Linked DNA regions of Homo sapiens: regions 1 and 3 are each linked to region 2. The links are chromatin contacts, found by Hi-C or POLR2A ChIA-PET in ENCODE. All regions are on one chromosome and are shown on one strand. The core of a region is the stretch at or near the end of the contact, and the rest is flanking DNA. Distances in the headings are between cores, read along the strand shown. Region 1 overlaps JMJD1C (jumonji domain containing 1C). Region 2 has its middle 71 kb from the start of ADO. Region 3 has its middle 68 kb from the start of NRBF2.

What was found. Hi-C counts contacts between places; a loop is a spot of excess contacts on that map. ChIA-PET counts read pairs that join two places held with the same protein, here RNA polymerase II (POLR2A). Pooled maps may share reads with other maps.
Region 1: a loop to region 2 is called in a pooled map, with 2.5 times the contacts of the local background. The contact joins two enhancer-like sites. A Hi-C loop is called at or near these places in 2 of 50 pooled maps. POLR2A ChIA-PET finds 5 or more read pairs at or near these places in 2 of 52 experiments (Caco-2 and H1).
Region 3: a loop to region 2 is called in a pooled map, with 3 times the contacts of the local background. The contact joins two enhancer-like sites. A Hi-C loop is called at or near these places in 5 of 50 pooled maps. POLR2A ChIA-PET finds 5 or more read pairs at or near these places in 2 of 52 experiments (activated CD4-positive, alpha-beta T cell and activated CD8-positive, alpha-beta memory T cell).

Annotation. Positions count from the first base shown.
Region 1 is chr10:63,240,608-63,244,099 of GRCh38, reverse strand. The region is part of intron 3 of JMJD1C (jumonji domain containing 1C); the gene reads left to right. Among named protein-coding and RNA genes, the nearest start is that of NRBF2, 110 kb to the right of the region's middle. RefSeq lists an enhancer at 2,838-3,374. Within about 2 kb of position 2,164, at least 3 of the 41 ENCODE cell types and tissues checked have a DNase peak (open chromatin) inside an H3K27ac peak, as active enhancers do.
Region 2 is chr10:62,732,240-62,736,088 of GRCh38, reverse strand. No RefSeq gene overlaps it. Among named protein-coding and RNA genes, the nearest start is that of ADO, 71 kb to the left of the region's middle. Within about 2 kb of position 2,553, at least 6 of the 41 ENCODE cell types and tissues checked have a DNase peak (open chromatin) inside an H3K27ac peak, as active enhancers do.
Region 3 is chr10:63,063,275-63,067,227 of GRCh38, reverse strand. No RefSeq gene overlaps it. Among named protein-coding and RNA genes, the nearest start is that of NRBF2, 68 kb to the left of the region's middle. Within about 2 kb of position 2,472, at least 3 of the 41 ENCODE cell types and tissues checked have a DNase peak (open chromatin) inside an H3K27ac peak, as active enhancers do.

The DNA.
Region 1 (3,492 bases), core at 915-3,414, 510 kb before region 2:
GTTTCTGGCTGTCCTCAGGGATATTTCTCCCTTTGGGTGTTCCTGATGCTTCCTGTCAGTTGAGGCAGGGATAGATCTCCTGCCAGAAAACCCCAGGTGGTAGGGAAGCTGGTTGTCCACCTTGATCTTACTTTTTCCAGTGTTGTAGAAACCATAAGTTGGTGGGAAAGTGTGGTCCTGGGCAGATTGCTGGGAGGGGCACTGCAGATAGAAAGTGAGATTCTCTCTCAAAATAAATAAATAGAAAGTCCAATTCTCTTATTATCTGCTTCTGGTTTTTTCACTTCTCTGTGGCCCCAGGACTGTCTCCCTCTCATATTTGAGGTCTGGGATGTTATTGGTGATAATCTCAGCATTGTGTATTTCTTTTTTGTTTTCTACTGAGGGGAGTGAACCCAAACATTGTCATTTTGGAACTGGAAGTCTGTACTTGTATTTTTTATCAATTTAATTTGGCTGGTGGTACAAGGTGGGTATTTCTGCCTTTGTACCAAGAACTTCGAGAACTGATTTATTGCTAATATTATTTAAAATCAGAAGTTGCTTACAAATTAGTGAAAAAAAATTTTTTTTGAGACAGAATTTTGCTCTTCTTGCCCATGCTGGAGTGCAATGGCGTGATCTCGGCTCAGCGCAACTTCCGCTTCCCAGGTTCAAGCGATTCTTCTGCCTCAGCCTCCCAAGTAGCTGGGATTACAGGCATGCACCACCATGCCTGGCTAATTTTGTATTTTTGGTAGAGATGGGGCTTCTCCATGTTGGTCAGGCTGGTCCCGAGCTCCCGACCTCAGGTGATACTCCCACCTCAGCCTCCCAAAGTGCTAGGATTACAGGCGTGAGCCACCACGCCTGGCCAAATTAATCAAATTTTAAGATATAGAGAGAACCAGAATCAGCTCACAACAATTGTAGAATAAGTTACTAAATTCTATTGAGATTTTGTTGAAAGATACCTATCTAGCCATATATATATTTATATATATATATATATATATAATTTATGTTAGTGTATTTTGGCTCTTTGAGAGAAGTCAAAGTTTACATCTGTTAAAAGTCTCAGAAATTGGCAATAGAACAACAGTCCATCTTGGACTCCATTCCCAATTTTGTTGCTTACTATCTGAAATGCTATGAAAGGCATATAACCACTTAACCACTTAAATTTTTATTTTTATCTATAAAATAGGTATGATATCATTGCCATTGTCTATGAGGTAATATATATGAAAACACTTTGTACTCTAAATTTTTTTTAATAAGGAGAATATATATGGTCAGAGTTAAGAAAATAAATAGGTCTGTTTGGGTAAATCTCAGTTTCTGTTCTGTGTGCTTTCAAGAGACTCATTAGAAAAGTAATCTGTTTTTGTTTTTGAGACAGAGTCTCGCTCTGTTGCCCAGGCTGGAGTGCAGTGGCGTGGTCTCGCTTCACTGCAACCTCCGCGTCCTGGGTTCAAGTGATTCTCCTGCCTCAGCCTTTCAAGTTGCTGGGACTGCAGGCATGTGCCACCATGCCCAGCTAATTTTTGTATTTTTAGAAGAGACAGGGTTTGTTTCACCATGTTGGCCAGGCTGGTGTCAGACTCCTGACCTCAGATGATCCACCCACCTTGGCCTCCCAAAGTGCTGGGATTACAGGTATGAGCCACTACGCCCGGCCTGCTTTTTTCATGTATCCTAAACCTGCTGTGTCCGTTATTGGTAGCTACTAGTCATATGTGGCTATTTAAACGTAAATTAAATAAAACTAAATTTTAAAAAAGTTCTTCAGTCGTGCAGGTCACATTTCAAGTGCCCAGATAATCGTATGTGGGACAGTGCATGTATATACCATTTATGCTGTAGAAAATTCTTCTCAACCACTTAGCCTCTAAATGCTGAATACTGCACAGAAAATGACATCCATGTATTTTGGTACCATTGTATTGTCTCCAGTATCACCCTAGCCCTTAGTATATCATTTGGCATTCTTTTCGCATGCCCCTGTGAACTTCTGTTTCCTAAAGTAATTATTCCAAATTATCACTACTTTACTCAGCTTCCTCCTTTTCTCTTAATAGATGATCTTTCTCCTGTTGCACAAAGGAAATTGAGGTTATAAGCAGGAACCCCGTTAGCTTCCTGTTCTCATATCTATTTTTGTACCTCTCCTTACCTGCTTTCCTCTTGTCTTAGAGATGTGTCTGTTTTAACTTCTACTACTTCAGTTTTACAAATATGTATTAGATACCTGCTACATCTCAGGTACTACTTTAGGTATTTAGGGTACAGCCATGAACAAAACAAAACAAAAATTTGTTGCCTCCTATAACTTACCTTCTTGTGGGAAAAGACAGATGGCAAACAAAATAACTGTTTAGCATATTAGAAGACAGTAGTACTATGGAGAAAAGTAAAGCCTGGAAAGTGACAGGAAGTGTCAGTTGTAACAGAAAATGGATAGGCCCTAAAGCAAGAAGATTGAAAAAATAACATACTATGTGAAAATTAGTAGAAAATGATGTAGAAAGGCTATAAGGGTAAATTAAATTGGGCTTTTTAGGCTATTATAAAGACTTTATTTTTTATTCTGATTAAGCTTGGAGTGAAAGCCTTTGAAGCATTTTGAGCAGAAAAGTAATATGATAAAACTTTTTCCCTTATATAAATAATTTTAAACCTATGTAGTTATAGAATAGTAAAATGTGCTTCCATGTAGCATGCAGCTTTAACAATTATCGATTTGTGGCCAGTATTGTTTCACTTTACTGCTCGTCTTCTGTCATAGATATTCCCCTATGTATGATAGTTTGACTTAGGACTTTTTGACTTCACAAGGGTGAAAAAGGAGCATTCAGTATGTTCCTGAGCTTTCAACTTAATATTTTCAGTTTAGGATGGGTTTATCTGGATGTAACCCCTTCATAAGTCGAGCATCCGTATTTCAAAGCAGATCCCACACACTGTATTATTTTGCCCCTAAATTTCTAAGTGTGTGTGTATGTGCATAAATTAAAACAGTCTAGCTCTATAGTCGAGTCTCATTCACAGTACTTATGTTTTATAATACCGCCACTTCTCAGCAACACCAGGAATGATAAGAGTATCATAGGCTTACTCATTTGCTTTGTCTTACATTATGTAACCACTAGACTTAGAATAACAATACTAAGGTTACCACCAATGGTATAATTGCTGAAAACAGTGTATTTTTTTGTTCCAGTTCTTTTTATCCTTAGGAGATATCCCGCTGGTCATATACTCAATTTATTGTGTTTTGTAGTCGTTTGGAATTGTTCCTCTCTCTGCCTTATGTTTTAAAAAGCTAATATCTTTTGTATTCTAGAACCTGTCTTCACAGATACTTTTCTAAGTTTACCAAATCTTAAGCCTATTTTTCTTTCATTGCTTTTCTTTTCATTATATAAACTCAACCCTCTAATATAAAAAACTAAAAGTTATCACACCCAGTCTGGTTATGGCCTTATCTTACTCCTTTCCTTCATAGCTGGA
Region 2 (3,849 bases), core at 1,304-3,803:
ATGAGTCATTCTATTTGTGTGGGTGGGGTTAGTAAACTCCCTGAAGTGTAAGAAAGATTGTGTTGATAATGATGACAGAGAATTTTCTCAAAAGTCCAAGTCCATAGCCCCAAATAAAATAAACAACCAAAAAAAATAGTCTATGCATTTAGATGCATTGGACAGTGACCTACAGCTCAGCCCATCCTTTCTGGGCAGGATGTGGTTAGAGTACTATACACGATTAAGAAATTTCCCTTCTGAGCCTCTTCATCCTGTAGCTTGGTGTGGATGAAGTCCACCCAAGTGACACCTGGACCCTGAGGTATTATGCATGTGGAATTAGTAGAAGAGCTTTGAAAGCATCAAGATAGTGCATTAATGTTCTTCTGCCCCAGATATGGTTAAAAATGGCTCTTGGCAAGACTCACTTCCTTTATTTTGGACATAAGCAGAGAAGAACTAGCTTTCTGTGGCAAGCAATGATATATGGCAACCTACCTGGATGGTTGCCTATCTGATATAATGCTTGCAAAAGTGCTAAAAGCCCTTCCTCCCCCAGACCTCCTCTCTTTCTTCCCAGAAGTTCTGTCACAATTCCAGAAATTCCCATTATTAGCACGAGACCTTAAGAGTATTACAGAAATCCTTGGCAGAATTAAGTACATATATGGTTTGACTGCCTGGTGTCATGTGCAGGAAGAATGGCAAAATTGGAGTACTGATTGGGAAGCAGGTAAGCAAAAGTGTGAGACATCCAGAATCACTCAGAAATGGCAGACGTGTCAAACACAGCACAGTGAGGTGAGTAGGTGACTGTCGAAGGCACTGTATGCCTGAGCGGGCCTGAGTGTGATTAAAACTGTCATCAAAGATGAGCTTTGCTGAAACATAACACTATAGTCTATGTAAAGGGTTCAGGTTAAAGCTTAATAAACATATTTCCTTTGCTACTTCATTTATAACGTGGCTGAAAGCTGTCACAGAAGGTTGCCAAAAGATACTTAATAGTTGTCTGATCTCAAGAAACTAGACCATTATAGGTAACTCTGGAGCCAGAATGTCAATAATCTGTCAGGATGACTAATCCCATTTCAATGAATGAGAATGACATTGTTGATTGGCACTGGGCTTGTGAGCTTGGGTTTGGAGGTGGGGAGAGGTGACGCATGTACCACGTATTTGCCAGGACTACCAAGGGACCTTTTTCTGCTTTACTCCATAGTCATATCTAATTTCTAAGTGTTCATTGGCCCCATATAGGCTTCAGGAATTCCTAGTACTGCCTTCCTTGGAGTTTACTGTCATTGGATCGATTAGCAAAGGGTAAATGCATGAAACTTTCCATTTCTCTTTATGCTTGTGTCTATAATTTGGGTAAGATGGCAGGTGATGGTTTGGGGATCTAGGCTGAGGTCTCATGAGCTAAGAGGATTGGCTGATTAGGAGCACATCATGATACACTTGTTTCCTTTCATACCTTCTCTGTTTCTCTCTCTCTCTCTCTCTCTCTCTCTCTCTTTTCTAGGCACCTTGACCTACTTTTGTCCTTAATCTTGCCAAGCACGTTTCCCCCTCGGCCCTTTTACCAGGTATGTTCCCCCAGTAATCTCTCTCATCTGTTCAGGTTTTTTCAATGTTATCTTCTTCATTGACCCCTCTCTCTGAAGTGCTACCCCCTCCCCAGGCCAATCTCAATTCTCTAATCTTAGTTTATTTTTGCTTCATGGTGCTGCTCATTACTACAGAATATTATGTTCAATAGCTCTTTATCTATGTGCAGATTTTCTATCCTCTTCACTAGAGTGCAAGACTTTGAGAGCACAGACTTTGCCTGTTTATTGTTGTATCCCAATGCCTAGACGAGTGCCTGAACATAGCAGGTGTTAGGAAATGTTTGTTGAATGAGTGAATGGAGTGTTGAAAGTAAGGAGACTTTTCTAGGCCAGGGGTTTCCTGCCAAGTCATGTGCCAGCTCCAGAGAGCAATGCTTATGGAGACAAGGCAAGAAGCCACAGCAAGGCGTGTGGTAAGGGCTGGTGGTAAAAGCTGATCTGGGAGCCACAGATCACAGCAGTAGTCAGAAAGCACAGTGTTTTCTAGGAAATTCTGGATCAATGTCAGAATCCAAGTGAATGACAATGACAGCAGATGTGAGTTCCTAGCACAGATAACTCACGGGAGGCACTTTCTCAGATGCGAAGCTTTCCAAATGCTTATTGCTGGAATGGAGCCCACATGGGCCCTGAGAAGCTCTGAGGCTGAGCTCAATTCAGAGGTGGTAAAGTAGTTAACCCAAGGTGGTTGGTGATGGAGGCCTAACTGCTGTGAAGCCATCATTGATGAATCCATTCTGTTCTGCAGAAGAGAGAGCCATGTCTTCCAAACCAGTTCCCAATGCACTATAGCCTCCCTTTACAGATCCTTGTCTCCCAACCCCACCACCCCAAAATACTTTTTTTTTCAAAGAAGTTATGGTGCTGACAATCCCCCAGGGACCAGTGGTCCACTCACTTCTTATGTCGGGGAAATCCACTCGACAGCAAAGGGCTCTGTGCTGGCTGGGAATCCCCACTGCAGCAGCAATCTTTGTGGGGCTGAGCTGCAAACGCTTTTCAGATTTAGCACGCAGCCTCATGAGGAGGAATAGTTGCAGTTGCCTCTGCTGAGAAACAAAGCTGATGACACTGAAACATCTGGGAAATGGGAATATTATTTCTAGAAGATGAAAACAAATGTCCAAGCTGGAAGTGCTGCTGGCACTGACCTTTGTGTGCCTGGTTCTCCCACCCCCAAATCAATTTGTACACTCCTAGGATCTGTGTAGGTGGAAAGACTTTGCTGTGTATTTGTAACTCAGCTCATTATCTGAGGGTAAGAAGAAAAGAGGCTTGGCGTGGCTTTCAGAGGAAGTAAGGTGAAGACTGTTCTCCCCCAAACAACTAAATAAACCACGTAGACCTTTCATGACTCAGAAACCACAGACTCCACAGCTAACATGCATCTATTCATTCTTGTCTACAAGTATTGATTGAGAGCCTGTTGTGTGACTAACACAGTGCTTGGGTTGAGAACGTAATGGTAAAACAAGATTCACTCTCTCCCTTCAAAAGCAGGTAATCCCACTCTAATGTGGTACATTCTACAACATGGAGGCAGTGGAATATAGTAGCAAGGAAGGTAGATTGGGTTTTGCCACTAACTAGCTGTGTGACCTTGGGCAAATCACTCTGCTTCTCTGAGCTTCAATTTTCTCATCTATATTTCAGGGAAATTACCCACGTTATGGGATTTAATAAAGTCATATTTACTATCAATGTTTAGCCTAGGTGCCAATAAATATTAGCTATGGTCTGGTTATGATTTTATGATAAGTGTTATAGAATGCTGTGGGGTACATTTATATATTGAAATATGCTATTTCTGGGCAAATATAACTATGTTCAGGATAAAGCCTAGAAAAAGTTTGAGTAATTGGAGGTGCTATGTTTTGCTTCTTGCTTGAGAGACCCTCTCTCTGAGTCTCTCTCCTTTCCCCTTTCCTGGAGCCCTGTGTTCTCTGGATCTCCCTTGGATTTTCTCCACCAAAATTTCCTCTCAGTGGATTGACAGATTGGAAGGAATCTAAGGACAGTATGCACATGGCATTGTCATTGATTTAGAGCATCACCCTTCCTGGAGGTATTCACATCTCACCCAGAAAATAGTGAGGTGTCAGTAAAAACTGCCTTCTGAAAGTAATTAAAGAGTTTGGTATTTGCATAGGGAGAGACAAATTGAGAGGGAAAAGTTCCAGAAACAGACCCATGAATACATGGAAATTTGGTTTATAACAGAGATGGCAACACAAATCTGCAGAGAAAGAGTGAA
Region 3 (3,953 bases), core at 1,223-3,722, 330 kb before region 2:
AATAGTTAAGAAGAGGCACATTTGGAGAAATAATTGAAAATAATAAAAAGTTGAGTCAACTGCAAGGCAGTTTAATTTTGACTTGATAGAGGAATGTTGATTATTTCACCACAATTATCCTCCTAGTTGTTCCCTCTTTTAGCTTCAGTTGAATTGTGCTTCATTCACTCATTCATTCATTAAATTTTTCATTGAACCCTTCTCATGACAGGCATTGTGCTAGGTTCTGGGATAGAGAAATGAAATGACATGGCTCCTGGTTTCTCTTAGCTTACAATCTAGTGATGATCAGACGCTTACACAAATGCAAGCAGAGATGAGCTCCAACATGGAGTCTGGGCAAAGCACAGTGAGGCACAGAGAGGAGTGTCAAAGTCAGCCTGAGAGTGACTGGAAAGACTCCGCAGGGGCTGACGCTGACTTGAATGGAGACTCGAAGTGTGAATAACAGTTTCCCAGACAGACAACTATGGAGGTGGGAGTATTGGTGACAGGTGAGGATGGTATTCTAGAAAGAACCAACAGCATATGCAAAGGCTCAGAGGCTTATAAAGCAAGTTCCGGAAGAAGAGAAATTCACTCCTATCTCTATCTAGTGGATATGTACTAAAAAGTGTGGTGTGATAGAGATGTCAAGATTGCCTCAGGGTGCTGCATGCTGAACTATGACTTCACTCCAAGCCCAAGGGTAAGGCTGTTGATGTTTGACCTGCCATGGAGAGGAGTGGTTTTCTAACTGGAGGCTTATAGGAGAAGACAAGGATGGGGAGAACGGGTCGGGGTGATGCACAGGTGGCTCCTACTGTAACAAATGCCTGAACCATGCCTTGGAGAATTATATCTTCTTGTCAAACACTCCCCAGAACTAACCAAAAATAATTAGCTTCAATTTTTCCCATAAATTTTCAAACATAATATTGTAGACTGAATCAGGAAGCCTAGGTATACCGTACTTTGAAGCTATATTCATATTAGTGGGGAAAGCATCATAAGAAAGTAGACATTAAGAAGGGATTTGAAGAAAACGGGCAATTGGACTCAGGGTGTTGGAAATGGAATAATTTCTATGATAAGATTGTTGCAGGATTTGAAGGTAATGAAGTTAGGACAAAAGGAAAGTGATACCCGGAAGGAAAGATCAAACCTGCCTGTCATATGTATCCGAAATGCTTGACCCTGTTCTTGGGTGTGGGAAGTTGCTCCCAGTTGGAAATAAATGCTGTTTATGGATGGATGAGTCCAGTCCATGGTGAGGTCAAACATCATTTTCAGTGACTTGTTGCAACATTCATGATTAATGTTGATTTATTACTTGATCATTGTGTTATGTAAATAGGCGGCATCTTTTTTGTGTGTGTCTTGGTGTGATGCTGGTTTAATTGAGTTTGGGGATGGGGGGAGGAGGTGGGAGGTTCCAGGGTTAATACTGTTAGCATCTTCCTCAGTAGCAAACTCTTCTCATGATGGATGAAACAGTAGCAATAATCAGAGTAGCCAAACTGTTAATGGAATTCCATATGGGAAGGAGGGGTTTTATTATTATGGCAATTATATGACAGTAACAGAGAAGGATCTATAAACTAAAGAAAGTTAGTTATAAATGTTACCATGAATCAAAGATGGCAAAAAAGCATGCTAATTCGCTGACTGCTTAGCCAAACTCAAATTTTATTATTTTACTGAACAGTAAGCTCATTTTGTTAAACGCACACACACATAAGCACACACAAAGACGCACACACAGATTATTCAAATTAGAAGCAAATTTATACATTTTCTAGAATGACAGAAATTTATGCAAAATAAAAATGGGAAACTCCACATATAATTTCTATAATGAAAATGGAATTGTTTTATAACCATAAACTTTAATTAAATCCTAATTGAACCAGTATTTTATTTAAGTAGCTGGTTCATTATCTAGAAGCTTCTACTGGGGATTTAAGACTCAAAGTAGAAACAACTTTCATATCCCCAAAGAAAACACTCAAAGATTTACTCTACACTCAAAACTATAAGTGATGAAGAAAAGAATACCTGGAGATTCTGTGATTCTGAATAGATACCTGAGTTTCTAATGACCAAGGAATCTTTACCACCAATCTCCTTTTCTCCTGCGGAGTTACTGATACAAAAGAGAGTGGGAGGTGGGTGGGAGCACAAAGCCTCTTCAATTGTTATCAGATAGCTGTTCACAGAAAGGTCTTCCCAGAGTTTGCTGTGTAGAAAGCACAGCCCACACATCATCATTATTCATTCTTCCAGCTTAAGAGGCTTGTTTTTCGCAGATGTGCCCTTCCTGTTTGGCATTTGTAACTGTGGACTGTTGTTCAGTTGAAGAAAATGCGTCATCTAAATATGAACTGAGATTTTGAGCTGATTCATGAACACCTTTTGTTAAGTAAAACATAAAAAGGAGTATGGTTGCCAAAAATGAGGTACGCATCCCAGCAGAATTTTACTACAGTACATCCCACTAGGCATAAAACAAGAATACAACTGGTGTAATCACGGGAGACTTCCTCTTGGAGAAAGTGAAATACGAGTGACAAGGAACTTCCTAGAGAGGAGAAACAGACGATGTGCTTTAGCTTCCATTTTGCTTGTGTACACTCTATATTTATCTTGAAGCTTTTCCTATAGAGACTGTGGCATTATTTTTGGAAGCAACTCCCAGATTCATTCCTTAAAGCAAATTAACCTTACTCCTAGGCTTCGATTCAGGCATTTGTTTTAGGGAATGTTGTATCTACTCAAGCAATAGAGGGAAGGGAGCCACTGTCTTAGTCAAAATGACAAAAGGGAATGTTGTCATCACAGGGGATGCATTCATTCAGTTAACATTTATTGAGCACCTACTGTTAGCTTGGCAGTGTGTGCAATACATGCATGTTTGTGGAAATGATCTCTGGCCACCTCCATAACAGTTTAAGCTTCCTATGTCAGATGGTTAAAATAAATATGACCCAAGCAAATTTCGTCTGGGGATTCAGAGTCCAGGATTTTATTGTCACTAGTAGAAATTATGGAGATGGTAACAACACCTCAAGGAACATTTGCTTCAAAGCTGGTCTATTAGCTATCATGAGACAAAGTGGGATCACTCTGAAAAAGAACACATACATTTTCTCTCTTATGTCTTTTACTGCTTCCACAGTGAATCATCATCATCTAAGTTCACATTTGCATTTCACCAACTGGGAGGAAACAAACACTGTTGCCTTATTTTCTAACCAATGTTTTACAGAAAGGATTTAATTTTAGCCAAATTTTGGGTCTGATTTCTGGTTCTGCCTCTTTTCAACTCCATGACCTTGGATGAGTCACTCCTTTGAACCTGATTTTCCTCAAAGAAAAGACAACAAGCCCCTCCCCAAAAAACTAGAGGTTAATGTACAAGGAATGAGATAATGATTGCAAAAGCACTTTTAAAACTGTAGGCTACTTCAAAGTCAATTAAGCCAAAGGCAGGGAACAACTTTTTTCGATTAGCTACAATTTATTTAATTGAATTGAACCACTTAATCTTTTCTTTCTTAATTAGCATCTAGCTGGATGTTAAATTCCTAGATCAAATTAATGATTGGTTAATGTCCCAAATTCCATTCAGGATGTAGTTGTTACCTCTGTTAAAAATGCAAGTATACCTGAGCTGGCTGTTAGTCATTTACACCTTAGCATAACTGAAAAAAGATAAGAGGTTTATTTTAAAAAGAGAAGAAGAAATGTGTGAGGACTGCCTGGCTGAAGAAGATTGAACACCCCTAACAGGAGACGGAGGAGTTGGAAAAGATGTGTACACTCTCTTAAACTGTAATCCTGAAATTCCCAAAGCACTGAAAGTCAAAAGATACTTTTGTAACTCATTTGGTGACAAAACCTGACTTTACCGGAACTAATTTGGCCGCAATACCTGTCCCAAATGGATGCGAGGCTATTTAGATTCCTTATTT